Regions from separate parts of the Homo sapiens genome. Here region 2 is linked to region 1. The links are chromatin loops, found by intact Hi-C in ENCODE. Cell type or tissue: endothelial cell of umbilical vein. All regions are shown on one strand. Each heading gives the region's core, and the rest is flanking DNA. Links, peaks and the distances in the headings are about the cores only. Region 1 overlaps RORA (RAR related orphan receptor A). Region 2 overlaps RORA (RAR related orphan receptor A).

What was found. Peaks named below come from ENCODE experiments on the same cell type or tissue, not always from the same donor. Only the 100,000 strongest peaks of a DNase experiment are listed, where the experiment ranks them.
Region 2: it touches region 1 in a loop (2.0-fold over the local background); 2 of 110 quality-filtered maps call a loop at or near these places.

The regions. Positions count from the first base shown.
Region 1 is chr15:60,668,610-60,679,660 of GRCh38, forward strand. RORA (RAR related orphan receptor A) reads right to left here. Exons shown (of 11, transcript NM_134261.3): 2 at 10,048-10,077. Among named protein-coding and RNA genes, the nearest start is that of RORA-AS2, 7.4 kb to the right of the region's middle. In endothelial cell of umbilical vein, for the core only: no CTCF peak of the experiment used is centred there; a DNase peak (open chromatin) is centred at 5,522; H3K27ac peaks cover 907 bases.
Region 2 is chr15:60,782,113-60,793,163 of GRCh38, forward strand. All of the region lies in intron 1 of RORA (RAR related orphan receptor A), which reads right to left. Among named protein-coding and RNA genes, the nearest start is that of RORA-AS4, 24 kb to the left of the region's middle. RefSeq lists enhancers at 6,079-6,579, 6,580-7,080. In endothelial cell of umbilical vein, for the core only: a CTCF peak has its summit at 5,836; no DNase peak of the experiment used is centred there.

The DNA of each region.
Region 1 (11,051 bases), core at 2,044-10,043:
GGTGTTATCCTGTCTACTAACAGCAGAGACTGGTAACAATCAATTATCCCGACGCCCCAACCTGGTGAGGGAAAGTGAATTTTCAGTTTTGTCGACACAAAAAGACATGGTGTAAGAGAAAGAGAGATAAATTAACTCAATATGATTCATTATACTGGAGACTAAGAACACGCAGCCAATGAAAATGCCTCATCAGGACCTTGGTATTCTTTAAGTAAAACGACAGAAACATATTCTAAGGAAATTAAGAAATATCCATAATGAGAAAAGGATGCTTAGTTGTCCTCTTACCATAATTGTCCAGCTACATGAGGGAAATAATTCTTTGTGCTGATGAAAAAGTAATAGTCACTGCAGTTGACTTTGCCTACCTAAGGAGTGAGCAAGGTTTGGAATTTGGGGTTTAAATTTTTATAAAGCTATTTGTAGCTGAGTTTAAAAGGGTTGGAAAGACAGAGGCTCCCAGGGTAGCAGAGTAGCCTGCAGCCAATTAGCAGCTCGAATGAAAGAAAGCAAGGAGAACCATTAGCCGCAAAATTCAAAGTGCTTATGTATTTTTCAAGTTTCACTGCACATTCCATGCCTCTGATTTTAATGAAATGGCAAGAACGGGTCTTACAATTAGACCTTAACACCGTGGAGTTAGAGAAAAAGTGAACATCCTTTTTCTTTAATAATCAGAAGAGCCTTCTCTTTTCGGACCAGATCTCTCCTTCCCAATAAGCGTTTTTTTGTTTGTTTGTTTGTTTGTTTGTTTGTTTGTTTTTTTAACGTAGTTGGTCACAGGAGCACACACAGAAGTAGTTCTAACTAAGGATAAAAATGTCACCTGGGTTCAGAGAAGGGACTGGAGCAGGGAACATCTGATTCACATAACCCTAACTAAATGACTGTGGCAGAAAAACATTGTTTATAGGTCACTGCTTTTTTTCACACACATTCTGTGGCTCCACATTGGTTATGAGAGAAAGCCAAAACCTGCTCTCTGTTCTTACTGGTCTCCCTTTTCCTTGTTAATACTCTACTCCAGTCAGACCGATCTACACAATCATCCCTGATCACACCTAATTCTTGCTACCCTTCCAGAGCAAGCTCAGCTCACCACACATGTTCCCAACTCATACAGCATTTAAACACATATTCTATTAGGTTGGTGCAAAAGTAATTGTGGTTTTTGCCATTGAAATGGCAAAATTTCATAGCCCTGCATTTTCCTGCAATTCTTTCATTACTGAAAGTTCCTCAAATGTGTGTGTCCTTTCTCCTAGATACAGACTAAACTATTAGACAGGGAGGAATATAAGTTAGATTACCTATACTGCAATGTGCCTTACACAATGTTAGGCACAGAGCAGGGGTTAAAAAATATCAAGCTAAGAAAATCTGCCTGGCTCCCTGCCCTATCTTTCCATAGGTATGAACTGCAGTCTACTTTCCAGCCTCTGTTCCTCAGACCCCGATATTACAGGTGTCTGGATTGCCTAGCATATAATTTCCTTCCCCTTTCCTCTAAGAAGAAAATGTAAAATAAAAGATTTATAGATTAAGGCCTTTCCACTGAATCCAAACCTTAATCTAGTATATCCTACCTCTTTTTTTTTTTTCTTTTTTTTTTTTTGAGATGGAGTCCCACTACATTGCCCAGGTTGGGGTGCAGTGCTGTGATCTCAGCTTACTGCCGCTTCGGCATCCCAGGTTCAAGCGATTATCCTGCCTCAGCCTCCCTAGTAGCTGGGATTACAGGTGCACAGTACCACACTCAGCTACTTTTTGTATTTTTAGTTAAGATGGGGTTTCACCATGTTGGCCAGGCTAGTCTCAAACTCTTGACCTTCAGTGATCCGCCCGTCTCGGCCTCCCAAAGTGCTGGGATTACAAGCGTGAGCCACCATGCCCGGCCACTCCTCAATATGCCTTCTAATCAGTATCCTTGGCTATTAACTATTTAAGACAGTAGGAGCTGGAGTTGATGCCTAGGAGACATACAAAATCAAGAAGGGAAAGAGCTATCACTCCTACATAGAAAAACATGTTTTCCCAGAAGTGGAAGTGGATTGGGTGGAGAACATTCCATTGCAAGGGATTTTGGCAGTCAAAGGAAAATATTTAATTGAATAGCTTAAAAATCTTCATCCTTATAATGTATAGATGTGGATGTCAATTATAATCCAAAGGGCCATGTGACTACAAATGCACTAACTTCCTGGCCACAGAATTGATAAAGAAATCAGTGTAAAAAATTTAGTGTCATCACTGAAAGTGAATGTAGAGTGATCACTCTCTTCTTGTTTTAAACACATTGGCATCTCTGTTTCTTCTACGTTTTTATTCCTCTGCGTACAGATTGCAATAAAAAGAGAAGCTGATATAAGTGTAAATCCAGTCCTAAGTTCAGATATGCTTAAACATCCTCAAAATCTAGATGTTAATTTTCTTATATCTCCTATATATCCCATTGATATATATATATATATATATATATATATATCTGTTTCCTGAGCGTTCTGTTAGCTTCCAGGGTTTTTTTGGGTTTGGATAGGTTTCAAAGAAACCACTGTGTCCGGAATCATAGTACTGCTTTGTGGCAATGAAAGTTATAAATGAATTACTAAGTTGGTCTAACAAAAAAGTATAAATTTATTATAAATGTCATTAATGTCCGTTAAAGGCTTTGTTTCAGAGGAAGATGGGTTTGTGCTGTACGAAATATATGTCATTACTGGTGTGGGGTACATAGCTGTCCTAGAAGCAGAAGTAACCACTTTGAACAATTGTTTTATTATGGAATCAGTTGTGTTGTATGACATTAAGTAGACATCAGTTCTTTGATGAACTAAGTTAAATTGTTAAAAAGATAAGTAATGGTCATTTAAAGTAAGAAGGTTGGCTAGGCGCAGTGGCTCACGCCTGTAATCCCAGCACTTTGGGAGGCTGAGGCAGGAGGATCTCTTGAGCTAAAGAGTTCAGAGACCAGCCTGGGCAACATAGCAAGACTCTGTCTCTCTCTTTTTTTTCTTTTTGAGACAGACTCTCACTCCATCACCCAGGCTGGAGTGCAGTGGCGTGATCTCGGCTCACTGCAACCTCTGCCTCCCGGGTTCAAGTGATTCTCATGCCTCAGCCTCCCAAGTAGCTGAGATTACAGGCGTGTGCCACCACTCCTGACTAATTTTTGTATTTTTAGTAGCGATGGAGTTTCACCATGTTGGCCAGGCTGGTCTCAAACTCCTGACCTCAGGTGATCTGCCTGCCTCGGCCTCCCAAAGTGCTGGGATTACAGGGGTGAGCCACCAAGCCCAGCCAGCAAGACCCTGTCTCTACAAAAAACTAAAAATAAAAAACAAATTAGCTGAGCAAGTCCCAGCTACTTGGGAAGCTGAGGCAGGAGGATCTCCTGAGACCAAGAGGTTGAGGCTGCAGTGAGCCACGCGCATGCCACTACACTCCCGCTTGGCCAACAGAGCGAGTCCCCTTCTAAAAAAAATAATAAAGTAAGAACGCTGTACAGTTTCCAGTAGACTACTTTGTTTAAATACTTTTTTTCACATAGTGGGAATAACATTCCCCTTTCTTACAATCAGTTTGTTCTTCAAGCTTAGAAGCCTATGGAGGTAGCATAGTTGTAAGGTAAAAGGAAACCTTGGTCAATTGTAAGAATGACTATGTTGCACTTGGCTTTCTTCCTATACTTTAGAGTGGAAGAACCACTCTGAAAAATGAAGCTCTTCATTTTAAAAGCATTTAAACTGGGGATTGCCTTTACATCCTGGCTCCACCACATACTAGCTAGTTGTAGGACCCTGGACCTCGGTTTTCATCTGTAAAGTGGGGATAGTAGCAACACCTACCTCACAAAGTTGCAGTAAAGATAAATAAATGAACACTTAGAAAGTGCTTAGAGAAGTGCCTAGCACTCAGTGCCCCACAAGTATTAGTTAATGTTGATACTGGAGATAACGGTGTGGCTCTTATGTGTGCACAAGGGGGCAATCTACTCTGTTTTGACTCCAGGCTTTGCCCAGCTGGGTGAGCTAACGAGGTTTTTCACTTCTCTAAGCTACTTGTCTCTCATGTACATTTTCTTATTTAAAATGCGGGTGCAAGCAGTACAAAGCTCCTAAAGCTGATGAGCAGATTAAATGAAATAATGCACGTAAAGCATTAAACACAATGCTTCGAATATTCAGATTGCTTGGTAGGTGGTGTTCCTGCTATTGCTGCTGCTGCTACTACAAGTAATGGTACTACTGCTATTACTTCTGCCATTATTACTGTCAATATGAAACTAAGCATATTGCAAACTTATGTCATAGACATCTAGCGCTTTTTAAAAAATCAATCTAATCATGTCTAACTAAGCATTTATCAAGTATGTAATAAGTCTATCAAGTCCACACCAATCCCTCGTAGGCTAGGCATGTTTGTTTTCTCCCTGGTAGTGATTATGGATTTTAAAGAGCCAATCACCATCTCAACACACCCTTTGGAACGTATGTTATGAAGTGGGAATACAAATACTTTTTGTCCAAATGCAATTCATGAACCTCAAGTCTACTAACTGGGCAAACTTGAATCAACTGGATGTTGGGATGGAAATGCTCAGGTAACTATTCAGTTTTTCTATGGAGTTCACAGGTCCTCGCCATGAACTGTGGGCTTTAAGACTATGCAAATCTTCTACTTTGGAAGAACTGACTGGCAGGGCCAAGTGCAATCCATTTATTTTTAATATGATGAGACAGAGAAATCCTGTTAAGCTTAGGAGGGCTTGGCTGTAGCTGAGCAGGCTGACTCTAAACAAGGCAAACGCTTCCAGACAGTACAGAGGGATTTTTACTTTCTCAGACTGGCTGATTTGAAGAAACTAAATAGATGTTACTCTGTAAGAATGGGTGGAGATGAGCAGCGGGGATAGGTTTTAGCACCCAGGGTTAAATTTTTGCCTTTTGCTTTATTGCTATTTTATGCTTGGATCACAATATGAGAATCCTCGATGTTTTCTCTAGTTTTCTTTTCCTCTCCCATACTTCCAGCTTAGTTTGTTTTCCAGTTATGAGCGACTTATGGAACTGGTACACCTGGCATTTGTGTTTTCAGATTGTTTTATGTGATTATGCACTTCTATCCCACCCTATCCCCTATCTTGTCTCCCTCTAGTCTTTACTTACAACTAGTCTGTAAACGCCTGGAAGGTAAAAAGCCTATCAGCGCAGAGTAGGTCCTCAATGAATAGTTGTCCCTTAATTAGCCCTTAAGAGGCCAGCACCTGTATTTTAGTCATGACCCACTGCCAACAAGCTTGCTGTCTGAGATAGCTGGTAGCCTTGGTAAGCTAAGCAATGAATCTTCCAGTTACTTTGTGAGTACTAGGTTATCCCTTTTCCTGACTATTTGTCAATGGGCAGACAGGATCTGGATGAAGGCCTACTAAAAGAACTTCAGCGTGGCTTCTTCTCACATCTGTCCTAATGGAACACCCTGCCAGCAACAGAAATTATAACTGCCGTGAGTCACTGTGAGTCACATGGGTTGCCACGGAAACCTACTAACTATATCACCAAAGCACCTTCCATTAGCTTTGCCAAGAATGGTTCCTGAGTTTTCCTGGACTGTGAAAACAATGTGGGTGAGCCCCAAGTTTGGGGTTGCTAAGAGTCTACAATAAAAAAGTATGGCCTCAAGGATAGGAAAAAAAATGAGAAAATAAGGTTATTCTAGTTTTTGGATCTCCTGAGTAAATGGCAACAATTGTGACAACTTGTTGGGTTCATTTTGTGATATCAATGAATGCCTATGGAGAGGAGGTTGAGGCCTCAAAACTAATTTTCTCTAAGTCAAATTCAAAGCCAAGTCTCTGGGGTGAAAAGTGAATACATTAACCTATTCCATTTTAAATGATTGCAATAAACACTTTTTAAAATGGATGCAAAAGATTAGTTCTCAAAGAAATATTTTGATTTGTGCTAAAATATTTTACTATTGAGAACTAAATCTTTTTATAAATAACACAGTGCTTTAATTTTATATTGTAGGTATTAGCCTGCTACAATCAAACATTTGAAAATGTACTAGATTACCTTTTAATGGCTATTCACGTTAACTGAAAATATTTCCGAAGATTCAGAGGCGTATCTTGTTTGGGTTTTTATTGGGGAAAATTAACAACTCAAGTTGGGAGTAAACTGACACATTTTCCTGACTGCTTCCACTGAGTAACCTGCACCTTTCAGAAGCCTGTATCTGTCCCTCAGTGTGGGAGAAAGCAGGCAGGGCAGGCTAGGACAAGAGGTACAAGGACTGTAAACAAGGATGAGAACAGAAGGAAGCAGCAATGGTCTGATGCCTCTGGAAACGGTTCAGGGGCCTACCAGATATCTTTTGGGTCTGTGTTGTGGTGGCTGTCTGATATATGTCCTCTGAGGTTAGGACTCCATGATGCTAAACTTTCCAGTAGCTGGAAAGAGCTAGGATGATTTGTTGCATCTTTTCACCTCCATATTTATCCTCTTGTAACGTTGTAGCAAATGCAGAACTATCCAAGAAGAATTAGACTAAGAATTCAGGAGTGAATGACTCGTTGTCCTTGGCAAATAATAAAAACCAACACAGCAGCTGATTCCGAAAATGATACTTATCTGCATGGTGGCTATTTCAGCAGGAAAGAGACCAGAACAAACTTGTGAAACACCAAAGCAAAGCAATCTTGAAGGGGTCCAACCAAATACATGTGCTATATAATCCCCAGGAAAATTAAATTGCAATTCCACACCACAGTGTAAAATTGATCTAATATTAAAAACTCTCTTTTATGTTTGCACACCAAAAACCAACAGCAACATTTCCTATCAACAATTGAAGAACATCACAAATATAAGAATTCCTTGAACAATTTGGGCACGAGAAACACTAGAAATTCCAAAGCTTGTCTTCTCCCACTGGCCAACTAAACAGAAAACAAACACTTAAGGTACCCTTCTCAGAAGCTTAGGAGAAACTGAGTTCTCCAAAGACTATGTCCATGGGCTCCTCTGAAGCTTAACAGTCAAATTTCCCTTCATGGGAATTTCTGCCTCAAGTCACCCAAAACATTTATTTTTTTTAAAAGAAACAATACCTGTGCTTTCCAGATAACAAGGTGGACTAAAATACTATCTGGTGTCACAACTATTCAGGCTCATTTTGCAGTATGTGCACCTCTGTCTTGTGTACCTGTGAGCTGACACTCTGGTCTGATAATATATTCTGCAGCTGTACATATTAATTTGTAAGTTGAACAATCTCTCCGTGAGGGCAGTTAGGAAACCAAGATTGAAATTGCTAATGTCGGGTGACTTCAGCTGTCGATGATTATGTAGTCAAGTCTTGACTAAGGTTTCCAGAACCCTGGCTAAAAATGGAAGTTTTGAGACGGTACAAAAATGAATTCATACACTTCACTGATAGTGAAACTTTTTGAAGAACAGATGTCAAGATGATTTAAGAGGAGCTGGAATTTAACATCTTAAAAAAAAACGTATAGGCAAGTTAGGACAGTTCAGTTTTCAAGAAAAATCCAACAAATGCTAAAGAAGAAGTAATTTGGGTGACTGTTATTAGAGAAAAAACTGACTGATTGTCTTTCTCCTCACAAGCTGTGGGCCCTGTGGAGATGCTAAGATCAGAAATACGATGGGCTGTCTGCTGAGCTGGGTGACAAAAACAATCTCCATGTTCAAGTGGCATGGAGGACTTCCACTAACATGTAACTTGGACAATTCAATTTCTCCTTGGCATATGTAAAGTTTTGTGTCAACTGTGTTTTCAGGTGCTATTCTTTCCAATTTTGTCATTCGGCCATTTTTTATTCTGGGCCCTCTCCCCCAATCATGAAAGTAAACATCAACCAAAACAATATCATTTCTGATCCAAATCTTTCTGTCCATTATATAAAAGGAGCTTTAAGTCTTTCTACATTGACTTCAAGCTTAATGCCTAAGAATTTTCTTGCTGATTTTCACAGTTAGAAAGGCACTCAAAGTCCACCCTGTGTGGCTATATCTTGATTTTGCATTAAAGCCAGTATAGCTGATGAAATTCTTTAAGCCTTTGTGGAAAGACCCACCTGGTTCAAGTGTCTGTTTTTAGAACACCAATTTTTCCTCTCTAGCCACCACTCTCATGCTGTCATCTAAGTCCCTCCATGAATTTAAACTCAACCACAGGTTATTGTTTCTGCAATAGCCCAAGAAAATTATTCTCAGGGATGACAGTTCCTCGAATGTCTCTCTTTATATGGACTGTCTGTATACTAGGTAACATCTAGATTTCTGTCTATGTTATCTTATTAGTTGGGATGTACTCTTCATGTCCAGTGGAGCTGAAGTAGTGGTTTTGTTCACTTATCTAAGAGCCAAGTCATAATGCAAACAGTCAGTAGCTTTCTGTACATTGCCAGGTGGCCAGGAGTCCATACCCCAAACCACCATAAACAGTAGGCACAATCATCAGCCCCTGTTGGGGAGAGGCCCAGGACTGAGCTAGCAGAAAGACTGAATTACTTACCACCTCTAGAGTGGGTCCCTCCGGGCCAGGGACGAGCTCATGGGCAAGGCTGTGCAAGGAAGCGCTCTGTACCATGCCTGCCCTGCGGATATACAGAGGACTTCAGTCTCCTGCACTGTCAATCTCTCAGTCATCATGAGCTCAATTATGCACCGACAACAGCAAGAACAAGAACAACAACAACGACAAAACAACCCCCAAAAAGCTAAGGGTCACAGACTACCCTGATGGAGGGACAGCCAACTGGAACTGTGCATTGAGAGATGGAGGTGCCATCCGGATCATGTGTCTAGTACGGGCCTGACCTTTTCATTGTTCCTCAAGCAAACATTCCATTGAAGGCCATGAGAGAGCCACGTGGAGAGACTGCAGGACAGGGCCCTCAGAGTCAGGCAACTTCTCATCCAATTTGACGTTTTTTGGTTTTTTCTTTTTTTTTTTTTTCATTTTTGTTTTCTACAAATACAGATAGACAGACAGACAAACCCAAGAGCAGATTTCAAGAATCAACTGAGGCACAAGATAAACTACTTTGATGTAATACAGATGTTTTCCCCCAAACGTTTCACATGAAATAAAAAAATTTAAAGTGTAATTAGGAAAAATTGGGGGATACATCCTTGTTGTCCCTGTATTGTGCCATAAATATCTCCACTGCTTGCCTTAGAAGAATGCCCAAACATATCTCATAGGTAGCACGTATCCGTGGTCTAAAATAGTCATCAAATTCTAATGACACCATTAATTCAAAGCCTAAATAATATGCTGGTCAATTACAGTGAAAGTTGACTGCCTGCATCAATGATGTCTTGTTTCATCCTGAGGTTCAAGGCACAGTCAAACATCATTGCTCAGATTGCAAATCACAACACCTTACATTGACGTGAGTTTGTAACTTATGGTGTAGTTCAAATGAAGGCAATTGATGAAAGCAGTTGAACCTGAGAAGTGGGATGAATACAGAGCATAAATCCAGCACACGTTTCCACATCAAACTACCGATGCCATTTATCAGGGCCCTCGCAGGCCATGCCCGTGGTCGAGCGACAGCGCCTCTATTCCCAGTCAGCATCTCTGCTCCACAGACATGAGTACGAAACGGCCTAATTTGTGAACTAGTGGTGAGGAAAAGGAGACCAAAGCTTAAAAGAAATCAAGGTGATGTTTCCTAGAAACATACCAGCTCTTCTAAGAAGGATCTAGGATAAGGGTGATCAGTAAGTAATTGATCCTCCTGGCTAGATTTCATGATTTTTCTAAAGCTTCATGGCTGGAAACACTGGAATTCATCAGAATATGTCTCTAGCCTCTCTCTTCAACACACACTCAGTACAAACAGGTGGAGATGTGCCACTTCCGACCACTACAGATTGAAAAAAAATGACCTCTGTTGACCATGGATCACAGCTGAAACATTAGTATATACTTGAAGGGTCACAGCAGCCAGACATATGCGAATTCCAACTCTTCAGAAAACTTTGGACAGAAAAAAAATGCATTACTTACATGTATGTGTCTTCTTCGTTACTGAGATACCTGGAAGAGAAGAAACAATAACATAGGTTAGAAAGTGCCCTGTGTGTGCTGCTTTGAATGTCCGTCATTCCCAGTGTGCTCAGGAAGGCGTTTAGTTCAGATGGGGAAGTGGAAGCAAGACCAGTTTTAACATTGCACAGGAGTGTCACTAGACCTACCCCAAAGGCATGCAACCGTGACTGATGAGGCAGCGACCATCACCTCCTGGTTTAAGAGGTTCTGTGGTAAAAGTGGGGAGCATGGACAATAACTAAACAGGGTTAAACAGGACGCGAGGAGACTCTTATTTTTTATTTTAAGTAGGGGAGACAATCATGTTTATAGGCAGAGTGGGAAAGATGTAAGGCACAAGAGAGCAATGCCAGCCTACTCAGACCAGGGTAAGATGAGCAACACGGCAATTAATTTGCTATGGCCATTGGTTCTGTGTTTACTCTTTAATGAAAACGACCCTTCCTCCTCCCATGAAGCACAACTTTTAATGGTGAGGGGGAAATACATCCACCAAATGTACCTATGTGTCTGTACTCATTAAGGTCAGAAAGGGAATCACTGCTACTTCTCTAAAAATGGCCCCCAAATGTTTCATACAGTTGAAACACAACTGAATGAAATGTATGAACACAAACTACGAAAACACGAGCGATTCATGAGTCAGCACCCTTGATATTTCAGGATGATTTATAGGTAGCAGGTGACAAATAGAACTAAGCAACATTTGGCACAGAAGTCCTGATAAAGATAGCATAAATGTATGCTTTGATGCAAACAACACTATCTCCATTTCAGAATTACTACATTTTGAATCCTTTATGCTGCATTCTTCTTGGGAGACGTTCTTGAGACTAAGTAGGCTCAAAGTCATAAAACTGTTGAAAACATTTAGCCTGTGACTAAGAACTGTGGTAAACCTTGAAATTTTTTTTTCTTTCAAGTTATTAAGGGAACTATTTAACCCTCCTTTGGAAAGTAAA
Region 2 (11,051 bases), core at 1,174-9,173, 110 kb after region 1:
TACTTGGGAGGCTGAGGCAGAAGAATTGCTTGAACCTGGGAGGCGGAGGTTGCAGTGAGCTGAGATCGCGCCACTGCACTCCAGACTGGCGACAGAGTGAGACTCCAACTCAGCAAAAAAAGAAAAAAAAAGAAATGCCCGTTGCACGACTGTTTTCAGAAGACCAATGATTAAGAGCACGTGAAAATTAATGCACAAATACAGCTAAGGAAGTGTACCATATAGCTTTTGCAACCACTCTTTTGCTTTGAAAGTGTTAAAGTACACAACTGGAAAGATGGAAAGACCTGAGATTGACGGCATTGTAGATACTTCTGGAAACTTTTCAATAAGGACAGCAGAATAAACAAATATGTTCTCCTTTCACGATCTTTATTTTGGTAAGTCCGTTTCTCTTGGCCACAAGAATTACAACCATCTTTTCATTTTTTTAACTGCAAAGGCGGTCATATGATATGAAGTCACTCCATATCACAGAAATCAGTTGAAGTTTTATTCATGGAGACTCTTCCACAGCTGCCATCTGCCCCTCCCTCTATGAGAAGCAAAGTTTCCCGAAGACAACCCCTCTCTCAAATGTGGCCCTAAAACATTTTTAATGAGTAGTAAGAGATAAGTGAACATGTGGGAAAATGTTCATCCCTGCTAGTAATAAAAAATGCAAATTAAAGCAACTTTGAAAAGGTAACATTTCAGTTTTCGGAAATAATACCCTAATGCTGGCCAAGCTGCATGGAAACTGATAGACTCAAATGCTATAGGCATTGAGTTAAACCAGCATAATTCTTCTTGAAAGAAATATGGCAATTGGTAACCAAAATTATAAAGATGTGCATATCCCGACCCAGCAGCCTTCTCTGGGACTATACGCTAAGGAAATAATCTGACAGAAGCAAAATACTACACAAATTGTACTACTGCCTTTAATGATCAAATCTAATCACAGACATACACACAAAATTCCAGAAGGAGCCTAATGTTCAATAATGGGGGATGGCTTAGCAAATTCTGGTATATTGATAATGGAATAGTAAAAAAAAGAAATCAAACTGCAAATACAAAGGGGGTGCATGTAAGATCTAATGTCACTGGAATCAGAGGATTTACTTGAATGTTTTTATCTTTTTTTTAATATACCAAAGAAATAAAGGCTTTTGTACAGACTGTACTAGGAGGCCCTTAAAACAGCTGTTTTCTTGTCCACCTCATCTCTGCAAAGGGGTGTTTATTTCTTTTCTATTTAAAAATTAATTAAATTTTATTGACAAAAATTATATGTATTTATTGTGTGCTACACAATGTTTTGCAATATGTAAACATTATGAAATGGCTAAATTGAGCTAATTCACATATGCATTACCTCCCAAACAGTATTTTTTGTGGTGAGAACACTTAAAACACAAAGGGGCTTTTATTAAGGATTTTGAAAATGAAAATAATGAAATACAGAGGGTCACCAAGATCACGCTGGATACAGGAAGAAGGCTTAAAACGTCGCATCCTTGAGTCTCTGGTCTAAGTCAGGTCCTTGGCCTTTGAGTCTCACCTTTGCAGAGGACCTCTTCCATTTTCCCACATGGGATGACTTTGAAAGGTGCTAAAATGGGGCCCCACTCTCCTCATACTAGCCACATGAGCTCACATCCATTCAGGTCCTGGAAGTACCTCCAGTAAGGGCCTGAGAAAACTTTAAATGCCAGGGTTTCAGAACCTTTCAGATCAACAACCTGTCTGTTAGCCACCCTGAAATGAAGGAAACCCAGATCCATGTGGCTAATCATCTTTTCAAGACTGGCAAAGAAGAGAATTTGTACGCATGATAATAAACCATTCCCACAATTAGTTTAACACAATGATTTCTGGTCAAACCTAGGGGAGCCATCCCTCCTTTACATCAACGGCTTCCACATGCTGGTCAGTAAACAGTATGGGCAGGCCCATGCTTTGGTTCTCACTGGTCTGTATCTAACTGGGGAAAATAAGGATAACATAATAAGTTTCCACGAAGCTAAATATATTCAAAGGAGAGAATTATTCCTTACTCTAAGATAATGTCCTTTCTATTTTTTCAGTCCCCAAAGTCCACTTTTTAGGGGAAAGATGACAAAAAATAGATGGAGTTATTTTGTTGTTGTTGTTGTTCATGTTATTCCTTTGCAGTAAAATATAGGGACCCTGTATTGGCCTCCCCAAATGTTACTGAAATCATACTGCTTCATTAAGCACATTAACCTTGGATCTTCCATTCAATGGGGGAGATGGAGATTCTGGACATTCCAATTGGGTCACTCCAAACTGTGTGGCAAAAAGTTCTGGTCCTGCTGGCATTTCAAACTGTGCTGCACAACCATTATAGAGCTTTGATTCCATCACTGTGTCTGTCTGTCTACCCTACCTGGCTGTGAGCATCTTTGCCCAGGAACCACTGCCTGATTCACCCTTCTGTTTCTGGTGACTAGCCCAGCACTGAGTGTACTGTTGTTAGACTGAATCCATAGTTGGATGTACAATATGGGTGAAATGCAAAGAACAGCTGTAAAATTGAAGAGAAAGCTTTCAGTGTTGGTTCAGAAGACCTAATTAGCATCCTGGTTCTGCTATTTAACAGCTGTATGACTTGAGCAGTGACTCTCTCTCATACTAATTTCTTTTCTTTAAAGTAGAAAACCAACCTAACCTCTATAAAGTAGAAATGTCGCCTATGCCCTTCACCAGTATCCTAGCTGTGTCCTTGTGTGAAGGGTCATGTGAAAGTGCCTATACATACATGTTAATTTCATTCATTTCTCTCCATTTTATTCCCTGACCAGATGCTTCTCATATTTAGATGTCACCCCTGTCCCAGCCCTGGCGAGAGGAAATTACAAAGCAAAAAGCCAGATCCCCCAACCCAAGGATGTGGAAGTCCAGAGGCAGCTGTCAGCATGCTTCAATTAAAGACAAAATCAAATACAAGCAGCATCCGTTTGCATTTACTCACGATTATTGTGTTTGACAAGATAACCTGTACCCACTTGTACATTCATTACAGAGCTTCTGAAATGATTTTTCTTTGTCTGTGAACATAGGAATTTTTAATGAACAGTTTCAGTGTCTGGTTTCATGCACTCGAAAAGTAAACATCAGTGAGCATCTTTCTAACAGGCTTGATCCATGCCCTCAGATGGTCTACCAGGAGGCAGACTTGTGTGGGTTTGAAACTTTCTTCCTGAGGTCACTGATGGAAACAAAGAAGGAGAAACTTTCAGCATCCCCTTTCCAGTGATAAACATTTTAAATAAATGAATAGGTAAACAGAGAAGGGATCTCAATTTTAATTGCTAGTAAGTGAGGCATAAAAAGGAAAAGAGAGAGTTGTAACTGCCAGGACAATCTCATGCATTCTTTTGAACAGATTCATCTACAAATGAATGTGGCACAAGGAAATGTCAGGTGTTCTGCAAGCAGTAGCTCAGGAAGCTCAAGTCAGGTCTCTCGTCTGTCCCTCCAGCTAGCTACATCTCACATCATGCTTCCTCACGTTTCAGGGCTGCAGCCTCGGTAGCCTTCACCCAGTTCCTCAAATACATAATCCTTCCTCTATCCACAGGACCTTTGCATATCACACTCCCTTTGTCTGGTTCAGTCCTATTCATGTTTCCGATCATCGCTTCCTCGGGGAAGCATTCCTCCCCTCCATATTGAGGCTAAAGTATTTCCAGGGGACAAATCCTTCATTGCGTTTGTCACTGTTGTTGTTTTACATTGATTTGGTGGCAATCTGACAAGCTCTGTCTCCTGCAGAAGACTGTATGCTCCGCACAACAGGGCCTGTGTCTCTGTTCTCCATCTCATCTCTGGCACCTCACAAGGTTGGTACTCAGTATAACTATTTGTTAGGCACTAAATGAATGGAATGAATGGATCCCTGACAAATAACTTCACCAAAATCTTTTATTAAAGACTTGCCTTTGCAAGGAACCCTGTGGAATACGCCAAAAGACATGGTTCCAGGCCTCTGGGGGCTTCATCAGCTGTAGATGTCATGTTTATACATACACGACATCACTACGGTTGAGAGTTGGGCTGTATCAGTGTACAGGAGTGCTCTGGATAGGATGTTCTACCTTGGACAAGCCACTAAATACATCTGTCCCTCCATTTCCCCATTGATCAAATGGTGACAATATCAGTGTGCTCCTTGTTGAAAGGTCAGGGGATAAAACAAGATAACAGAAACAAAAATGCCTCAAAAAGATAAATATTACTAATACCTTTTACCTAAAAGTATCCACCTCCTTAACCAACTCTACAAAGAGTCTTGAGCCTCGCTAGAGAAACACGATGGAAGCTACTCTCTTTGTGAGATGCACCTTGCACAGCAGGAGTGGGCTGGGCCAAGTTGGGGGCACAGTCCAGGCAGGTGGGAAGACAGAGATGGGGCTACTCTAGAGAGCTAAAGGACACCAACCTTCTGCCACCAGGGCCAGCCAGGGTTGACAGTGGATCACGTGGCCTCCCTGAAATAGGGCTACTGAGCAGCTTCGTGATGCACAGAGACCCAGGGGAAAGGAGCAAAGGGCCAGATCCTGCTGCAAAACACACTGCCCATCTGCCCTGAGGTCTGTCATTCCTCCAGTGGTCCTTGGGCCCTGTCTTGCCTGGGACTGGCAAACAAACAGGAGGCCTCCTCCCTCCCTGATGCTCACCCGACTGGATCCACACCTCACTCAGCAACAGCTGTGCGAGTGCAGGTAAAGTCTTTCTGGAGTCTCAGCTCGTGATAGGCATTTAGCAACCTTCCCAGCGGAGGTGTGGAGCAGACGAATGATCACAGAGTGAGAACCATGGCTTTTCTCAGGGTCAGTGTCTCAGGAACCATGGGGTGGTGTGTGAGTGGAATCTTGTCAGTGTTTTGTGAAGATACCTAAGACTTTCAGTCTATAGCTCTGAGAATGTCATCCCATTTTACAAATGAGAAACAGAGAGGTTAATAAGCAAATCTACAGCAAGTCATTTAATGCTGCAAAGGTGTAGTCCATGGAAAGAGATCTAACAGGAAAACTCAAGAGAAATGCTGGGGAGCGCCATGGGGCCAACAGAACAGAAGGCCCTGTTACTGCTCAAGCAGCTGCCACCAAGCCTGCGAGCTCAAGGATGCTGGGCTGGCTGAGGGACAGATGTGGCAGGCATGCACGCGATTCAACAATGCAACAGTCCCTTTCTTGTTTGTTTGGAAAGGTTGTACCCGCCTCGAATGCTAGCAGCAATCACGAAGGAGCCACTAACTGTGGCATTTCTTCACAACATTTCCCCTGCAACTGCGGTCAAGGTGGAGGGATGGCCACAACCAGTCATCTTTTCTGAGTGTTCCTCTGCAAGGGGTGGAGTGGGGACAGCATACGTTAGTGGGCTAAGAATTTGCTTATCTAACAGAAATACAGCTTAACTAACCAAGGGATACATACAATTGTTCTTACAAATTCTGCAACCCATACTGAGCACTTATAAAGGCCAGGCCCTGTGAGAGATACTGAAAATGCAAAGCTGAATAAGGCACCTTGACTGCTTTCAAGGAGATCTTTCCTAATTGGCTAGGAGAGGATATAACCCAAAATTTACAGCTGCCTTTTGGCAAGCCTATCACTGCAATCTACAAGGTGCTATGAGAACTTCAGGGAAGGAGAAACTCTGTGGGAAGAGCCTAGGAAACCTTCCCCAAACAAGGCATTGAGGAAAGAGTGGAAGTTCATCAGGCATCAGAAAAACCATTCATTCATGTATTAACATTCAACAAATACTTAAGAAGTATTGATTGTGCTGGGCACCCTTGTGGCTGCTGGGGATACTGCAGTGGGTGAAACAGCCCAGTTCCTACCCTCATGGAGCTAAGTCTGGTGGCAGTGATAGGCACACAAATAGTGAATCACAAACTTGGAGAGGTCTATGAAGGAGAAGTACAAGGTGTCTGAAAAGTATCTATCTGGGGAGCTGATCATGTCTGAGAGGCAGAAGAAGCTTCGGTGGGGATGTGACATTTGAGCCGAGACAGGAAGGATGCTGAAAGCAGGGGTAGGCTGAAATTTCCGGGCTGAGTGAGCATCATGTGCATTCATCCACTCCACTGACATTTATGAAGAACATGTTGTTGCACCAGGGTCCCTGATGATGCACAAGACACATCTCTGACCTCAAGGAGCACACAGTCGAGTGGGGAGACAGATGATTGCAATAGAATGTGCTAAGTTCATGGCTGGTGGGGTGGGGAATGCTTTCCCATTAGAGGGAACAGTGTGTGCAAAGGCCAGGAACGCACAGCTCAAGACATTTTAGTGGGAAGTTAAGGGTTCCAAACTCCCCTCGATTGACTGCTATGTGACGTGTGCTTGACCTATCATCTTTCTTTTTCTTGCTTAAGAACGAAACTCCTTTCTCTACTAATCACGGTGTTGCTGCACCAAGAAGAAGCCGCCTCAGCAAATGCTGACGCATGCATTTTGCAGTGAGCTGGAAGTGCCTGGCCTAGCTTGGCCTGTGCCTCCCTCCTTTCCTCCCCAGGCAGGATCCACACAGTCATCAGCACCACGGGGCTGATTGCTTAAAGAAGGCACCCTCCCTGCCTCATTGCTCCAAGCTGGCCTCAGCCCAGGTACCTCAGCCACACCCACGGCCCATCCAAACCTGCTGTCTGAGGGTCAGAGCCCCCTTCCATGAGAAAGCCCCTGTCCCGCTTAATAACATTTTCTCTCTGCCTGTCTAATTAACTCCGTCACTGTATCTGCAGTCAGATAAAATGCTCATTTCACACCACATTAATTTTTATCAGCTGAACATTAAGCAACACAAAGCTATCTATGCTTGGTTTAATTTACATACTGACAGACCTACAAAGCGTTACCCACAGTGGCTGCGAAGCAAATAAGCAGAACTGGCATCAAACAAGGCTCTTCAAAATGAAATATTGATTTGCAAGGCTGACAGTAAAGAAGGGTTGGAGGGCTATGGGAGAAGAAGCAAGGAATAGAAGAGTGATTTTTCCTTGAAGAACAATTATTGATGTTGTCACCAGTAGGCCTCCCAAAGGCCAAACAGAGGAGCCAGCTGAGGCCAGGATCCCAAGGATCAGGTGTTCCCAAGGAACACAGCCCCACAGTCCATACTGCTCCCTGGAAAAGGACTCTCTTCATCCTGGCATCAGAGGCCATCCCAGCCCGAAGGAAAATGCCCTCAAACAGCAAAGTATTTTAATCACATACACAAACACTTAATATATCTTGCTTCTGTAACTTTGCTCAAGCTGTTTCTCTAGAAGAGTCTTCCTTCTATTCCATGGCCAAACTCAAGCACCACCTCTTCCAGGAAGACTTCCCTGGACACCCTGCTTCCTTACAAATGTGTTGCCAGAATTCCCAGCACTGGGTCTGCATTGCACCGACTATCCATACCGTTTCTTGATAATCTATATGTATGTTTCTTTATCCCACTTGTTGTGAGCTCTTTCAGGGACAGATCTAGGTTTGGGGCAGCTGAAGTTTAAGCAAGTTAGGGGATTTTCTTTAAGAAGAAAGAATTGTAAAATATCTAACTTTTGCAAATATTACAGAAACCTATAACCATGAAAATAAATTACTAGGGGCATTCTCAGGGCTTTAGGAGAGGCCGGTGCAAATGAAGGGTCCTGAAGTTTAAGTTTTATCAGCTTTGAAGTGGGTCTACTTCTGGTCTCTTGAGTGCAATTCCTTGCTTGTAACAAGCATTCAATAAATATAGGCAGCATGAATTAAATGAATAAAGAAAAAGGAACTACTTTGGGGTGCCCAGTCTGTGATAGGCACAGCCAAATAACTTTGGGAAGGATATTCTCCTCTAAGCAGCACAGCAGCCTATAGATGATACAACCGATAAGTGTTGAAGCCAGAATTGATTTCCAAGACTCACCTTCCTCCATCTGAGAACCTATGACCCAAGAGAAAAAGAAGCAATACCCCAAGTGAAAAGACAAGTGGCTCACACAGGTTAAGTCTTTAGACTTTAGAGGTCTTAGCACTCATAATTTCACCCAGACCAGTGGTTCTTCCACTTTTGTGAGCATCTAAATCACCTGACTCACTTATTCCATGGCAGATTCTCTGACCTGCAAACCAGAGAGTCGAATTTCTCATGTCTGTATAATTGGAGTGGAGCCTGAGAATTTGTATTTTAAATGTGTCCACTCACAATCTTGGTGCAGGTTTTCGAAGACTACACTTTGAGAAACCTTAACTCAACTACAAATGTTGATGTTGAAGGGAAGTGCACCAGGAGAATTAATTGGGTGAGCGCTGATGGAGAGGCTAGTGGAAAGCTGTATTTCCTTCAAGAAGCTGGGATGTGACTTTAACATGGTGTGGCACCATGGCCTCAGGAAGACTGGGGACTGACAGAGAATGGAAACTGCAAGTCTAGAACCTGATGAGTAAGAAGGCTGTATACATATTTTAAAGTGCCTAGGCAAGCCACCAGTTTGAGAACATTCCTCGTCTTTGTGTGACTTTCAACCTGCAGATGTTTTCAACTGAGTCCCCCATGAAGGAGAGGAGCTGAAGACCTTCTCCTACCACAGGGGCCAATGCTGGCTGAGTATTCTGCTTTGCTATGTTAAGAATTTCAAGAGGTAGCTCCTGGATATGTAATGCACAGCGCTCTTGTCCTGGTTATATATGGCTTCTCATGAAGAAAACTTCTGGCCTAGCTTCAATTTCACAATTATGCATGCTGGGGCTTGTAGGTACCAGATGGTTCCAGGGTTACCACAGGTATTTTCCTTTCAACACCATCATGGTAACGTTTTTCTCTTCAGAAATGTCTATGACCTTCAGAGGCCCTAGAAACGCCCCCCCATTGCCCCCCCAAAAAGCTTCAAAATCCAGGACTGTCTATTGTTTCATTGTCTTTTGCTTGTTTGGTGGTGTTTATTGGGAAGAAAATGCAATAGATGCTTTGGTATCAAAAAGTCTGGCTCTTTTAGAATCAAACGTACATAAAACTGATTGTAGAACGAGCCCAGGCTGATGTCATGGGCTCTGAGTTCAGGCCTGATTCAGTTACTACTTGGGCAAGTCACTTAACTTCCCTAGGTCATCTCATCTGTGATATAGACTTGATAATATTAGTTCTGCCTCCCAGAGCTGTGTTAACGGAGACAAAGTGTTTTGAAATATCTAAATATAAATGTAAGGGCTATTGGCTTTTGGTCATAATCTACTAACCCCTTACAGATAACAGTTAAGTTATCTACACACAATAATTTTTAAAAACCATTTTCAAGGCAATGGAATGCAGTCAAAAGTCCAACAGGAACTGGAAGGGAGTCTGTCCCCTGAAACATGAACCTTCACCAAGTAAAATTTATGAATTTGTGGGGTTTTGTCTGGGAGCACTCCCAAGTTAGCTTTCAGCTCTGGATAGCTTGAACTGTCAGAGAAATAAGTCAGAAAAGGAACAAGAACATAAGGGGAGAAATTCTGGAAAGGTGGGAACTGCAGAGGCAGCAAGCTGCAAAATCTATGTACAAAATCTGCCCAATCCTCGGCTGGCTGCAAAAATATATGTGCATGAGGGAGACTCCAAGGGACCCAATACGAAGAAGCAGCTGGAAGCTAAAAGAACAGAAAAGTGACTTTATCTGCTGTCGACCGCAGGAACAACAGAGCTGGAATTTGAGTCCAGGCAAGTCGAGTGGTTGCTAAAGCAAAAATTATTTTCAGAGAAACAAACAGAATCTAGGGTCTCTGCAACAATCATTTGTTTTGTCTATTACCCAATCCAAAGTCTCCATACATGCAAATAAAGAGTAAAATGTAACACATAAGAAAAAAAAAAGCAGTAATAAAAACCAACCCCAAGAATACTCAGATAATGCCCTTAGCTGATAAGTACTTTAAAGAAGCCATTATAAATATGTTCAACAAATTGAAGGAAATATATACATAATAAATGAACAGATATGGGACTTCAGTGAGAAACAGAAACTATAAAAATGAACCAGATAGAAATCCTAGAGTTGAAAAGTAGAATGAATATAATGAAAAAAAATACTACTGTATGGGCTTAACAGCAGACTGGAGATGGCAGGAAAGAGTCAATGGACTTGAAGATGAATTAATAGAAAGTATTCAATCTTAAGAACAAAGAGAAAATAATGAAGAAGAGTGAACAGAGCCTCAGTGACTTGAGCATTATAAACCATCAAACAGTATACATATATGAAATAGCAAGTTCCAGAAGAACAGTAGAGAGAGAATGAAGCAGAAAAAGTATATTTGAAGGAACGGCTGAAAATTTAACAAGTATGGTTAAAGACATCAACTTATAGATTCAAGAAACTCCGCACATCCTAAGCAAGACAAATACAAAGAAAACAATATCTAGACAAACCACAGTCAATTTTCTGAAGTCGAAAGATAAAGAGAACATCAAAAAAGCAGCCAGAGACCTACAGCAGAAACAACAATATGAATGATAGCTATTTCTCTCACAAATAGCAAAGGCCAGAAGACAACGGAATAACATCTTTAAGGTACAGACTGAAAAACATTGTCAACCCAGAATTGTATCTTCAGGAATAAAGAGAAAATAAAGTCCTTTTTGGATAAACTGAGAGATTCATTGCCAAGAGATCTGTACTAAAAGAACTGGAAAAGAAAGTTCTGCAGTCTTAAGGGAAATGACACCAAATGGTAACTCAGATCTACAGGGAGGAGTGAGGATCACTGGAAATGTTTTCTCAAAGATGTAAGAAGTTATTAATTTTTCCAGTGGGTAGCAAATTTATACCATATAATCATACTTTGCCCTATAGTAAATGACACATTGCCTCTTTGTCACAAAACCCCTAAATTCTACAAATACTGTCTTTCCTGCTCCCTTCCTCCCCATCCCCACCACTCCCTCAAAAGAGAGAGAGAGAGAAAAAAAAAAAGAGAAAGAAAACTTGATTTTATTTTCTAGCTGTGTGACCTTGGGCAAAAAGTTAACTTCTTGGTGTTTTAGTTTCTTCATTTATAACAAGAAAAAGTGGAGTAAATGATCTC